2 separate regions of the Homo sapiens genome follow, and region 1 is linked to region 2. The links are chromatin contacts, found by Hi-C or POLR2A ChIA-PET in ENCODE. All regions are on one chromosome and are shown on one strand. Each heading gives the region's core, a stretch centred on a gene start or an enhancer-like site at or near the end of the contact. The rest is flanking DNA. Distances are from core to core; before and after follow the strand shown.

Region 1 (4,088 bases), core at 488-2,987, 200 kb after region 2:
GCAGCTGTCAGTGTGAGGACAACAGAGGACCTAAAGGAAAGTGTGTAGATGAAACTTTTCTAGATTCCAAGTGTTTCCAGTGTGATGAGAATAAATGTCATTTTGATGAAGATCAGTTTTCTTCTGAGAGTTGCAAGTCACACAAGGATCAGCCTGTTTGCAGTGGTCGAGGAGTTTGTGTTTGTGGGAAATGTTCATGTCACAAAATTAAGCTTGGAAAAGTGTATGGAAAATACTGTGAAAAGGATGACTTTTCTTGTCCATATCACCATGGAAATCTGTGTGCTGGTGAGTATAAATATATACAGGCAGCTTTTACTTGTCACTATTACACCAGCATAGATGTTAAAGTGTCTTTAAATCACATGTTTATAAATTAGCAAAACTGAATCTGAATTTGTTATTCAAAGTTTCAAAGTCCATGAAATTAGGGCATGGCAACAGATTTATAGTACGTGATTTTGATATTTATATCTTAACCTATTTTATACAGGAAATGCTTCAAAATAAAAACCTAAAATTAATTGTTATTCTCATGCTTTCCTTGATCTTGGAAAGAAATATACCAGAAAAGGAAATGCTGATGATATCTGACACATTTTCCAGAAGAATCAGAGTATTCTTCTAGAAGGATCTGATTCATTCTGGTAAATGGTCACTCCCTCCAACTTGCTCAGAGGATTTTATTTCTGTCAGGATGATGGGGAGTGAGCTATAAGAGTATACTTTTCATTCATATGAAAATCCTTAATGCATTATTATAAATGGTATTCTAAGCTGGCAGTAATTTAAGCCTCTCCAGTTTATTTTGGGCCACCACCAGCAACAAAACTGCCAAAGGACAGCATTCTTCAAGAAAATACTGCCTTACTAAGTAATCTAAAAGATTCGTCCTTGAGGCCACACACAGACCAAATTTTAAACATGAAATAAATTAAAATAAAAATACGAAGATCACTCTTGGGCCATTCAATTTACTGCCACCTACAGGTTAGATTCCAGAAAATCTAATCAACATTAGCAAACTAAAACAAAATACTGTTTTTAAATGAATTAAATAAACTACCTGTCATCTGAGTTCTGTGATAATTTTCCTGTGACAATGTGCTAAATTTACTCATTGAGAAAAACATCTTTTTAGTATTTGCATTTTAGTAAATAAATATTTGTTAAATTATTGACGAATGGAAACGTCATCATAAGCATATGGGACGTAACAAACCTATAAAAAATAAATGCTATAATGTAGTCTCAGCTGAAAATTTGGCCTGTATCACCTAAATGTGCAATGGAAAATTGTCTTTTTATTCTGTAACATACATAGAATATCTTAATATACAAACATTTATTCAACTGTAACTGACATCATGGGTAGGATGGATTATAGATGACTTTAGAATGAAGCAGCAGTTGTCTACTGTATTTTATAGGGAGGAAAAATATTATTTTACAGTGAAGAGAAAGAATTTTCTGAAGTCACGTCCCACAGCTGTCAATCTCTCAAGAGGGTTTCAAATACATTTGAGTATTTGTCCCAGTCTCTGTTTGCAGTGAAATATCGAATGTACTAGCTTTTCTATATGAGTATGATACTACTGACCCACAAGCAGTTGAGAATCTGCTTTGAATTGTTTCTGTGTAAGTGCAGACTGTAACTGACATGTACTTTCTCCACTAGTCTCCTTTGGGAATAAAAACACATGTTCACAGGCCTGCTGGCGGGGAGTCAGCATAAGCCTGCACAGCACAGAGGGCTTGGCCGACATTTGTCTGGCCTGGACCTCATTAGTTTTACACTTAGCAAATTGAGCTGGTCCTACAGTAGAATCTGTGGAACAATTACCCTGTGAGGTGCTCAGCAATAAAAGAAGAGAGAGAGGGAGCTAAGAAAGGAAAGGAAGGGAGAGAGATAGAAGGAAGGAAGGGAGGGAAGGAAGGAGGAAGGAAGGGAGAGGGAGAAAAGAGGAAGGTTGGTTTGTGGCTAGATAAGCTTCAGAATTCCTATATCATCATGTGAAATGTACCCCCTTTTGACGATTTCTAGTGCACATTGGCATATTAAGTTTTGGACACTTTTACTGTCTAAAATCCATTTAACTATGTGTAACTATGTTTTCTTCACCCCACATGCATAATGTTCCCCCACCACACACACCATCTTTCTTTCTTTTTTTCATTTACCATCTAAGAACTGCTCACAGTATAGAGGAGGATCTGCTCTGCTAACTTACTAAATAGTGCACTGAGGATGTGAATGCAATTGTTCAACTTCTCAAGAGACCTGATCTTTAAACATGGCACTAGCAGTACTGAAGCACTAGAAAAGTTTGCCTCACAGTCCTGCAAAGTTATCCTAGGCCTTCAGCAACATCAGAAGACTGAGAGAATAGGTGATGGAAGCCATATCAAATACCTGTATCTTTTCTAATTTCAAGTCAGGCAGTTAACATTACTTTGGCCTTTGCAGTTTCTTGATATGTGTGTTTTTAATGTAAAACGGAATATGCAATGACATTCAAGTAGTCTGGCAGCCACTGAAGCAGGGGTGCCCTTCGTGCTTGTTAGCGGAGTGCATTAGCATGGGGAGATTATCTACAGTAGAACAGCTTTGAAAACAGACCCTCCTAAATCCAGCACTGTTTGTGTCAGACCAATGAAAAAGTGATGCTGTTCCCATTCATTGGACTGTCAGTGCGTTTCCATGGAGATGATACAGGAATCCATGGTTGAAAACTCTTTACAAAGTCAGTGATCCAGATAACATAGGTCCTGCGGTGTCTTCCTCACAGGGCATGGAGAGTGTGAAGCAGGCAGATGCCAATGCTTCAGTGGCTGGGAAGGTGATCGATGCCAGTGCCCTTCAGCAGCAGCCCAGCACTGTGTCAATTCAAAGGGCCAAGTGTGCAGTGGAAGAGGCACGTGTGTGTGTGGAAGGTGTGAGTGCACCGATCCCAGGAGCATCGGCCGCTTCTGTGAACACTGCCCCACCTGTTATACAGCCTGCAAGGAAAACTGGTATGATTTCTTTGACTCCAAACATACACAAAGAATAGCTACTTTTGTCCTTTTTCGTTCTGACTTCCTTAATCTTAAACGTTGCCAGATACATTGTGACCACCATGCTAAAAAAGAATTAAATGAGAAATGCTATGAATTAGAAGACTTGAATTCAAATCTTTGACCCCTGGATAGCTGTGGAAGCATCAGAGTATATCTGGACACTCACTACCTTAGCTTTTTTTGAAATTAGAGGTTGCCTGCTACCCAGCTTACTATTTAGTAAGCGTGTGATCTCGGACAAGTTGTTATAATTTTCTGTGCCTCAGTTTCCTGATATCAAAAGTGAGGATAGTAATAATACCTTGCTGTATATCTGTGAAAGTATCAAATGATTCATATAAAAAAACTCACCTTTGTACTTGATGCATGGCAATCATAGAATAAATGTTAGCTGTTACTGCTATGTTTTATATTTAATATATATATATATTTTTTTTTTGTGACAGAGTCTCGCTCTGTCACCCGGCTGGAGTGCAGTGACATGTCACTGCAAGCTCCGCCTCCCGGGTTCACGCCATTCTCTTGCCTCAGCCTCCCGAGTAGCTGGGACTACAGGTGCCCGCCACCACGCCGGGCTAATTTTTTTTTTTTTTGTATTTTTAGTAGAGACGGGGTTTCACCGTGTTAGCCAGGATGGTCTCAATCTCCTGACCTCGTGATCCACCCACCTCGGCCTCCCAAAGTGCTGGGATTACAGGCGTGAGCCACTGCGCCCGGCCTTATTTTTAATATTTTAATGATAAAGAACAATGGTGTCTGTGACACACCCTAGAAATAAGTGATATATAAATGAAAGGTTATATATTAAATGAAGGTGACATTACTGTTTTGTGCCAATAAATTTTTCAGTAACAATTTGAGATCTGCACAAAGACTTCTAATCTAAACACTGTAACTTCCAGTTTGTTTTATTCAACATTTTAAACCATTGACTTTCTCAGATTAGTAGCTCAAGTAAGTTTTTTAGAATTATGCATGGTAATTTATTTAAATCATTTGGAAATGCAATCCTTCGATGTAATGATGGA
Region 2 (4,103 bases), core at 1,095-3,594:
TTTGAAAAGAGTTGGGCTATTTGGAATTTCTGACAAAAACTAAAGAGAATCTAAGATTTTCCTAAAGTCAACAAGTCAGTTAATATTTTCTCTCAGGCCCAGCACTGCCATTTTCCCTCCTCCCAGGCCTATGTGCAGCAAAGGCCAGCCCTCCCTTCTTTTCAGATTTCCTTTCAACTGCTGCTGTGTTTGCCTATTCCCTTGGAATCTCTATTGGATACCAATTTCTTGACCCCTCCTGGGTAAAGAATCACATGGCTTTGTGTTTTTTGTATGTTAAATAAACTTAGCCAAGATAACAATTTTGTGGAATCTTAGTGACTATTTGTTTTTCTTTCTCGAGCATTTTTACATGTTGTCCTGGCTTTAGCTTTTAACATTATGGATATCAAGATCTCCTGTCTATTTAGTAAAGCCTGAACATGTTCTCGTACGCCTACTCACAATAAACTTGGACTGAATTTATCTGAGAGTGTGGCTTATTTTGCAAACACCTCCAGACAAAAACTAACTAAAATATACTTGCATGATGAACAAAGATTTCAGACAAACTCTGCATAGATCACGGAAAGTTTAAGAAGCCCTATTTGAGCTTCAAATTTCAAAGTCATGATTTATAAACTCAATTTCAGGTGAAACAGAAAAGTTTCAATCACGTATTTATCATGACTTAGTATCATGGCTTTTAGGAGAAATGTTTCCAAATCTACCATGTATTGTTTTTATTTTTATTTTTATATTATACAGGCTTATATTGTTCACTAGAAAATAGGCTACTTCATTTATAGAAATATTTTATGTAATAAAAACCATTTCAACATGAACAATTTCAATGATCCTAAGAGGAAAATACCACCCTCTGGTGGTGAAACCCTTAAACAGCAAAGGCCTGGGGGCAGAATGCCTCCAGTTACCACAGTGGCTAATCCAGGTGGTAAAGGGAATGACAGGAGGGTCTGATGTCTGGGTATTGGCAAGAAATCTCAAGAAGACCATATCATCTGGAGATCCCTGAGGGCATGTGATATGTGGGTATGGAGGAGAGTAGTGGAAAGAGAAGCAAACCATTACCAAAGAGATATTGATCAAAGCAATGTTTTATCCCCTTTCATGGGAGCTGGGAAAACCAGGCACTAAACTGGTGCCTAAGTAAAGTCCCAGGGGCTTTTCTGAACCAGAATTAGGCATCAGATCCACAGACAGCATGGGAGATCATAGAGGGATAAAGAGCCAAGCATATCATGCTAGTCCAGGATATAAACAATGAACAGAACAGGACTGCCAAAAACTAGAGTTTAATGGATGTTGGTCTCCTAGTGGGCAAGAGAAGATGAAAGGGGATCAATTGGCCAATGTAAACATTTAAGGCTTACCAGACAAGTAAACATTTTGTCCAGGCTCCACCCTTTGATTATTCAATTGTATCTTGATAAGCTCCTGGTCTGCCCCTGGTCCAAGCCTCCATTCTGGAGCTCTCCTTTTAGATCTCAGCCTCGCCTATAATTTCTTCTGTCGCTTTCTAACAAGGCAAGATTTTTACAGGGTTATCAATTTATAAGCCAAAATTACTTGTATATTTTCTAATTAATTCAATCTAAAGAATAAATCCCATGCACCACAAGGAGACTTGATGTAGAACAATTCCTTCAAATCAGAGACAGAATAGGACTAAAAAATAATAATAGTAACTTGAATTGGCAAAACAATGAAGACTCAATGAAAAAGAGAGATCCACCAAGGATGCCTAACAAATCTTTTATCCACAGAAGAGTGGTGCTGAGACTGTGCAGAGAGAAAGGCTTGTCTAAGTTAATGTTACAAAATACTTCTCAAAATGTAAAGGTCTATGTAAATATAATATTTTATGCGAGTGTATTATTCAGCTGCCAGTATGTAAGGAGAATGGCAATAATAGTAATTTGAATTTATGGAGGGCCTATCATCTTAGACACTTGTGCTTTTGAAAGCCAGCTTATTAATCCTCAGGACTATCTCAGGAGAAAAGCAGCCAATGTTATTAGCTCCATTTGCAGATAAGAAATTGAGACAGACACAGATTATGTGGTTCATACAAGGCTTGCACAAGAAATCTGTGAGGAGAAGGAAAAATTATTAGCTACTAAGGTAGAAATGTGATCCACAGATAAAGAGTTGGCAAGGTTTGATCTTCTCCTGTTCATACTCATGGAAAAAGTAAGCATTGTCCTAGCCAAAGCTATCTAAAGCAATATTATGTATATTACATGGAGAAGGGACCTGGTGTGTGTGATAGTACTGGAGGCTTCAGTTCAACCCAGAAGAAAGCAGCGAAGCACTCAGCTTGCCTTGATTGGCAGAATGGATGCCTTGGCAACCACTTGGCCTGAAACCAACCTGCCCTCTCCAACACCACTATCCTCCACCCACACCCTTGTCACATAATCATCAGGAAGGCATGCTCTGAAATAAGGATGAAATGACAGAATAAGGAAGTCTTCAAATGAAACAGGAAGCACACAGAGAGAGCAGAGCACTTACTAACATGAAATTAGAAACCAAAGTGAATGAAGAGGAACTCACAGAGGTGAGTCAAAGAGTACAGAGTCATTCAAAAATGTTGATGAAGAATTCACTTTAAATCTTTACCTTTTTCTTGTTCTTAAAGTTAAGAAAAACTTATTTTTAAAGTAAAAACAGATATCTTAAAAATAAATTTAAACAATAAAATTAAATGTTCTATAAAATGAATCAATCAGAAAGTAGTGAGTTATACATGCTTTTATAAAGGAAAACGACCTTGCAAACCAAGTTTTAAGGCTCAAATGAATTAGCCAAATCCTATACAATTATTAACAAGATAGAGAATAAAGATAAACAAGTGGCTATACCATTATGTGTGTGTGTGTGTGTGTGTACATATGTATGTATATATACATACATATATATGTATTTCCTTTTACAGATGAAGATAAATAAAATTCATAATAAAATATTTATTCACAATAAACACCTAGGAGTGTGTGGGAATAACAGTTTTATTGGGGAAAGGAAATACAGGGGCTAACTGAAAAAACACGAAGAATCTTTTAAAAGATTACTAGATTACTAGATTTAAAAGATTAGTAGATTTAAAAGATTTAAAAGATTACTAGATTACTAGAAATGGACAGTTATAGATAAAGAGATAACAGTTATATCCCTCATTAACAAACACTATTAAGTTATACTTCAAAATACTGATAAATACCAAAGAAAACACACGATGACTTCCAAGGAAAAAAGAGGTTACTGGGAGACCTTTGATATCAGTATTTCCTACCAATTTACTGGTCATAACGACAAATCCTGGAAGAGAAAGTAAATTGTTGTCAAAATTTAACAGGCAAGAGTGCGTAGGTTAATTACAGGAAGTTTTTAGTTTAGGAAACTGCCAAACTCATCACAAGACATGAGAGACAGAGTGATGTAATTACCTAAGAAGGGGGATGAAGTAATGCACTCAACCATCAGCACCTGATTTCTTTTTTTGCTGGAGCCAGAAGAAATCTTTTCACTGATGCACAGTCAGATACCTGAGATATCCCCCACAACCCCAGCTAGAAACATGGGTGCTATCTAATCCTGGAAGTTTCTAAGAGCCATTCAATATTTTCATGCCTATTCTCTGCTTCCAGGCAGGGTGGATATCCAGTAAGAATACCTGAGTACCATACACTGGCCAGCATCCATTCTGACAGGTCAAGTGTCCATGCCATACTCACTGCTGCACATTTTTAATATCATTTTGCATTCAGAAAAGTATCAACCTAAGCCTACCAAGGAAGTGTTCCTCTCCCTATTAAAAACTTCCAAGATGACTAGGTGTTATTTGGTGGGATGGATTTCTATTATTATGTTTTTTAATTTTAAAAAATATTCTAAAGGGAGAGAAGTGGTACTATGTCATCTGAATTGGTGAATCAAATTTAAGTGAATCTCATTGGTGAATGAGAGCTGGTCACACTCAAAAGAAGGATGTGACACAGTCTGAGGTTTTAACTAAAGAGAGGGAAGAAAGAAGCAGCAGGATCATGCAATACAAGAGGCCAAGAGGGGCTCTCAGACTGTCCCCCCCATGGACTAAT

The links. A loop is a pair of places that touch in the nucleus more often than their neighbours do. ChIA-PET counts read pairs that join two places held with the same protein, here RNA polymerase II (POLR2A). Pooled maps may share reads with other maps.
Region 1: a map of PC-3 shows a loop between it and region 2 (5-fold over the local background). The contact joins two enhancer-like sites. A Hi-C loop is called at or near these places in 2 of 168 maps with a recorded cell type or tissue (PC-3 and esophagus muscularis mucosa) and 3 of 50 pooled maps. POLR2A ChIA-PET finds 5 or more read pairs at or near these places in 1 of 52 experiments (H1).

The regions. Positions count from the first base shown.
Region 1 is chr7:20,401,839-20,405,926 of GRCh38, forward strand. ITGB8 (integrin subunit beta 8) reads left to right here. Exons shown (of 14, transcript NM_002214.3): 10 at 1-288; 11 at 2,790-3,015. Among named protein-coding and RNA genes, the nearest start is that of ITGB8-AS1, 72 kb to the left of the region's middle. Within about 2 kb of position 1,738, at least 3 of the 41 ENCODE cell types and tissues checked have a DNase peak (open chromatin) inside an H3K27ac peak, as active enhancers do.
Region 2 is chr7:20,197,152-20,201,254 of GRCh38, forward strand. The region is part of intron 1 of MACC1 (MET transcriptional regulator MACC1); the gene reads right to left. Among named protein-coding and RNA genes, the nearest start is that of MACC1, 18 kb to the right of the region's middle. RefSeq lists enhancers at 2,200-2,249, 2,280-2,379. Within about 2 kb of position 2,345, at least 14 of the 41 ENCODE cell types and tissues checked have a DNase peak (open chromatin) inside an H3K27ac peak, as active enhancers do.